Regions from separate parts of the Mus musculus genome. Here region 2 is linked to region 1. Evidence: chromatin contacts called from ENCODE Hi-C or POLR2A ChIA-PET data. All regions are on one chromosome and are shown on one strand. The core of a region is the stretch at or near the end of the contact, and the rest is flanking DNA. Distances in the headings are between cores, read along the strand shown.

What was found. Hi-C counts contacts between places; a loop is a spot of excess contacts on that map. ChIA-PET counts read pairs that join two places held with the same protein, here RNA polymerase II (POLR2A).
Region 2: POLR2A ChIA-PET joins it to region 1 with 13 read pairs in embryonic stem cell. The contact joins the promoter of 4930456A14Rik here to the promoter of Nfatc2ip in region 1. A Hi-C loop is called at or near these places in 2 of 37 maps with a recorded cell type or tissue (T-helper 17 cell and left cerebral cortex). POLR2A ChIA-PET finds 5 or more read pairs at or near these places in 5 of 5 experiments (Patski and embryonic stem cell).

What each region holds. Positions count from the first base shown.
Region 1 is chr7:126,395,422-126,398,121 of GRCm38, forward strand. Nfatc2ip (nuclear factor of activated T cells, cytoplasmic, calcineurin dependent 2 interacting protein) reads right to left here and starts at 1,316. Exons shown (of 8, transcript NM_010900.3): 1 at 935-1,316; 2 at 521-593. The coding sequence starts at 1,294.
Region 2 is chr7:126,501,151-126,503,850 of GRCm38, forward strand. It overlaps 4930456A14Rik (a long non-coding RNA gene), which reads left to right and starts at 1,284. Exons shown (of 3, transcript XR_869939.3): 1 at 1,284-1,449. Atxn2l (ataxin 2-like) reads right to left here and starts at 2,287. Exons shown (of 22, transcript NM_001361487.1): 1 at 1,750-2,287; 2 at 272-308; 3 at 106-162; 4 at 1-24. The coding sequence starts at 2,042.

The sequences.
Region 1 (2,700 bases), core at 66-2,565:
CTGGCTCCAAAGTGTTCCCAAGGAATGGAACACTGTAGGAGTGTAACAAGATGTCACAGAGTCTCAGAACTCCCTTCACCCCTATTATGATAACACAGATCAAAATGTCAAGGGTAGGTACCTCAAACTTCACTCTAACATATCCATATGCCCGTTAGGACCCGAAGAGGGGAAGGGGTGGACATGGCTATTAAGTAGGTTCCTGTGACTTCTGATTAATGAACCAGCATCTTTATGGACCATAACTTTCCCCTATCTCAGACTCAGGAGTCCATTTTCCCAATACCACTTAGAATCAAAATTGTGTGTCAACTGGATAACACTTGAGCATCATTCTCCAGACCCTAGATACCACTGAAGCACAGAGAAAAGGGGTGGGGGTGGGGGCAGGGGGACGGAGGGTGCTGGAGCGAGGGGGGGGCGCGGGGGGGGGGGGGAGATATCACTGACTACAGGGATGTAAACTCTAGGAAGTCTCAGAGAAGCCAGTGCAGGGTACTCCCGACAAACCCACTCTTACCATCTTCAGGCTCTGAAGGGCACAGTTTCAAGAGGGATGAATTATCTGGAATGAGGTTGAGGCTGCTCTGTACCTACGAAGACAAAAGGGGGAAGAGGAGGTGGGTCTCACATCCTGCCAACCCTACTTAAGACAAGAATGGCTCTTCCCTCGATTCCAGCACTTGTCTTCTCTAAGGACTCCAATCCCTGAAGCGCATCTAGAAGGCCAGCTTCCCTCGATCGTCCCTCGATCTCTCTCAGCCTCCCTCTACCCGAAGATACAATCCCAGATAACTCCATACATCTAACATTACCGACCCCCTCGTATCTCCAATCTAAAAGTATTCATCACACACACACACTGCCCCAAGCCAAACCCGCCACGCCAGTCTTAGCACTCCCCCAACAACCCTCCTTGGGGACCTTGCTGCACCTTCCCGGAGTACACTGGGACCACCGGCGCCTCTCCGGGATCCAGCAGCCGCCGCCGCCGCCGTCGCACCAATGTACGCGGGGCTCCCGCAGGCCCCTCGGCCGCCCCTTCACTGTCACTGTCGCTGTCCTGCTCAGGTTTAGCCGGCGCGGGGAGGCGGGCGACCGGCACCTCTACTGGGTCTGCGACTTCCAAGACCTCTTCGTCGCTGTCACTGACCAAGTCCACAAGCACGGTGTCTGGAATGAGCCTAGCCGGAGACTGCCGGGCGCGAGGACACCGGCCACGGGCGCCTCGGGCTCTCCGAGCGCCTCGGCCACCGCGGGACCTCGGACCACGTCCCCTCAGTGGTTCCGCCATCTCCCACACTGCTTCCACAAACACCGGCCTCTACACAGTCACCGGCCCACCGTATTAGCGTCTGTCCCTTTCATTGGACGAACAGCCTGCCGGTCATCATCTCTTCCCGCCCACACGCTCTGGATCCGCCTATCCACGTTCTCATTGGTCTACTTACCTGTCTATCACCTACCCTCCACTAAAACAAAGGCGCCAAAGATTCCAATCTCTTTGGTACAATCAAAAAAGGTTTCGATTCTGTACAGTTCATCCATTGGCTAAATTTCCTCCTGACCCAGCCTTCCCCAGGGCCCGCCCATTAGAGAAATCCATTTTCCTGGTTGGTGAAAGACTGGCGCATCCTGGGAATTGTAGTCCTCATTCTCGGAAGCCACAGAAAAAGCCTTGTGGAACTAAGGTTAGAAGCTGAAGATCTTGGGCTGTGGATTCCTTTTGTGTCCTCAACCTCTGTGTGGCAGGAGTTCCATTCCACACTAAACACCTTCATGCATGTCACCTCTGAAATACTCTACAAACACAATATCAAAACAATATATGTCATAGCACAGCACAACTCAGAAACACTTTTTAAGACAATTACAAATTAAAATAAGAGACTTACTTCCCTGTTGCAAAGAAAAGAGGCTTCCTTCTGGCTCCTCTTTCCTGATCATTGAAATATGAATGCTTCTCGGTTTACAGCGGGGTTACTCTTGATAAAGGCCTTGCTGCCGCTTATCTGCACAATGTACTACAGAGCACCAGGGTTCATGCTCGTGATTGTAGACTGACTGGGAGCTAGCTGCGCTTTCCAGCAACATGCTATGCACACTTAGCTCGTTTGGGAAACAATACAACTTCAAAACTCAGAAAGGTCTGAATTCTGAGAGGTCTTTGATGGTTTAATGTTTGTCTGCTGGTCAATACCCTGCTGGCATTCACTCATGCATGTGGAAATTAACTGAAAAAAATGTAAGTACTGTCAGTACCATGGTTGTGCATATGCTAATCCTTCTAATGTCTTAATAAACCCCTTGCCTTTTCACAACTCAGCAATTCAAGGTAGAGTCTTCTCTTTGAAATGCAGACATCACTGGGCAGTGGTGGCACAAGACTTTAATCAAGCACTTGGGAGGCAGAGGCAGGCAAATCTCTGTGAGTTCAAGGCCAGTTTGGTCTACAGAGTGAGTTCCAGGACAGCCAGCACTGCACAGAAAAAGCCGGTCTCAACCGACCCCCCCCCCTAAAAAAATCAAACTGGGGAAACCAGATCCAAGAACTTATCAGGTAGGCCAGACCAAGAGTATGACTTCCTCATAAGGAGCCCATAAAGTGATGGATGCCTGCCACTGAGATGGTATGCCTCCACAATATCCTGTCGCCTGATACCCGATGACTAAATCATAGACTGATAAGCAGAGGGTTCT
Region 2 (2,700 bases), core at 34-2,533, 110 kb after region 1:
CACCTTTACGTCACAAGTAGAACCCTAGCAAGGTGAACCATTTAGTCATTTTAAGAAACTGAAACAGCATATTCCTCAGACACCCAGGTTAAAGCTGTTACTTACCACTACAGCTGTCAGGAAATGCAGCATCCTGGAATTGTTATAGACACCTTCAAACACCTGTCACACGAGAAAAAAGTAAAGGGCAGCAGGTGAATACTCTCTTCTCAGATTGTCCCACACTGTCTGTCTTCCGAGTGTCTTTACAGGAGGAAAAGAAGGCACTCACGGGTGACTGTGGGGGTCCCTTTCCGGTGGTCTGTCCCCTATTAAAAAAGAAAGAGAGAAATAGTTTTAATTAGTAGTGAACCCTAGACCAATGTACCAGGTCAACTTGCTGATTTAGGCTATAGACTGATTAACAAGCAAGACTTTTCAAGTTCTCACATTAAAGAAGAAAGTAGGCATTAACTGCTAAAACATTTTCTCCGAATTCAAGATTTTAAAAAAGTCAACAAAATATTCAATAAACAATAGCTGTCAAATGTTCCTAACAGTCAGTGCAATACAACCTGACTTCCTCTAAGGGACAGTCCTTCACTCTTCCGATAAACCACTGCTATAGTATTAAACCAACAGCACACTTCAGCTGTGAAGGCGAAAGCCCGGGCATCCCAAACGCAGCACCTCTGAGCTTAGACACATTACCTCCCAAAGGAAAAAAAGCTTTCAGGAGCCTTGGATTCCAAATCCCAGGAGAAGTATATTCTCCACACCCCACCCTTTCGCCCTCATTATTTTCATTCAGCCTGTTACCCACTCTGAAGGGATCCCCAAACGCCAGGTAACACAGCTCCTCGACGGCTGATGTAACCGGCAGTTGAGGAGGGCGAGGAGGGGGCCGTTGGCTGGGCTGGGGGACCGCGCAGCCGCAAAAACCATCCACCGGGATGCCTCGCCCGGTCTGCGCCTGCGCACTACAGCCCATCGCGCTCCACCACCCGCTCTAGAACAGAAGCCACTGCGCCTGCGTCCAGTGCCTCTTTCTATCGCATTGACACACCGAGAAAAACCGAGGGCACCCACTCCCCACTCACCGACACCAAACGCCCCTAAACCCTCCAAATAACCCCTCCCTCCTCCGCCTCTGCTCTACGTGTTACCGGGGCAAGCCAATGCCCGAGTCATAAGACAGCATCCGCGCGCACGTACGCCCGGGGAGCGCGCGCGCAGGAGCTTCCCAGCCCGCAGTCTTCCCAGTAGCCGCTGCTTCCGCGCCCCCGCCCACCCCGTCCCCCTCTCACTGGCTACACCGGGAAGAGGAGGGAACAATCCGCTCCCAAGTCCCTCCCTCCCCATTGGCCAAACTGTGGGCCGCGCGCCCCCCCCCCATTGGCTACAGTCGGGGACCCCTTCATGCAGCTGACTCCCCATTGGCTGAAGCCGGGGACCGCGAGATCCTTCGTGGTAATGGAGCTAGGGACCCCATCACCTCCTCAACCCCCCCAACACCCTTTGCCGACGGAGCTGGCGGGATGCGCCCCGCCTCCCCTCAGGGCCCAGACCCCCAAGAGGTGACTAGGCCCAGAGAGCCGAGCGCTGCCCCCAGGCTCCTGGAGACCTCCCGGAGAGCTTTCTCTCCGACCTGTTGGCACGAGGGTCCACCCCCTCCTTCACGGGGTCCTGGGCCCCCAAGAGCCCCCTCAACAGCTCCAAGCCGGGGCGCTGCCTCCCGGGCTCTCCCTAGCCAGGAAGCCCCGTCCTCACCTGACGCTGCCGATAGCCACTGCCCCTGGCCTTTCTTGATGCTGCGGCGGCGCTGACGCCGCTAAGATGCTTTCGGCTCCGCGGCGAAGTCCGCTGCCGGCAGCGGCTGCAGGCCCCAGGCACGGAGAGACCGCTGCGGGAGGCCCCGGGGGAGCCGCGGTGGCGGTCAGCGGTCCCGGGAGGCCGCCGTTGGGAGGGCTGGTCCCGCCGGGAGACCGGCGAGCCACGGCCTGTTGCGTGGGGGGCGGCTGCTGGGGTTGGGAGGTCTGTTGTGGCGGCTGAGGCTTCAACATGATGGCAGCGTCCGGAAGAGAAATAAGAGGGAAGGGAAAGAGGGCCTGGGGCCGGGCCCCTGCTGGAGAGCGCGGGAAGCGAAAGAGATCGCCAAGCAGGGGACCCGCCGTTGGCGGGCGGGGGGAGCCCCGCGGTGTCAGGGGTGGATCGAGAAGACGGCGGCGCGAGGAAGCGCCGCGAGGCGGAAGGGGAGGGGGGATCTCGCGGGCCGGTGGACAGCGAGAGGGCGCGAGCCGGCCTGGCGCGCGTGCGCGTCGCTGGAGAAGGAGAGGGAGGAGCGCGGGCGGAAGCGCCGGCGGGGGAGGGGCGCGGGGAGCGCCGCCAGGCGGTTAGTTCCGGAACAGAGGAGAGGCTCGAGCCGTGGCTCCGACCGGCCTAGCCCCTGGGGCGGAAAAGGAGCCGCGCAGGCGCTTAGCGCACCTCTAGGTTCTGAGCCACCTTAAATGCTGGCGGCCGCGGTTGCTTCACAACGAGGGTGGGCGGGGCCAAAGCCGGGAAGGGGAAGTGCCGGCGGACCCGCCCCTCCCACGCCGCCAGCGTAACGTCAGAAAGTCTCCGCGGTGGTGTGAGGTGTCACGTCGTAGCGTGAGGTTCTTCCGCCACTGGGTGACCGGTGGGCGGAGTCTCGGGAGCAAGAGAAAAAAAAAAATCCCTAGG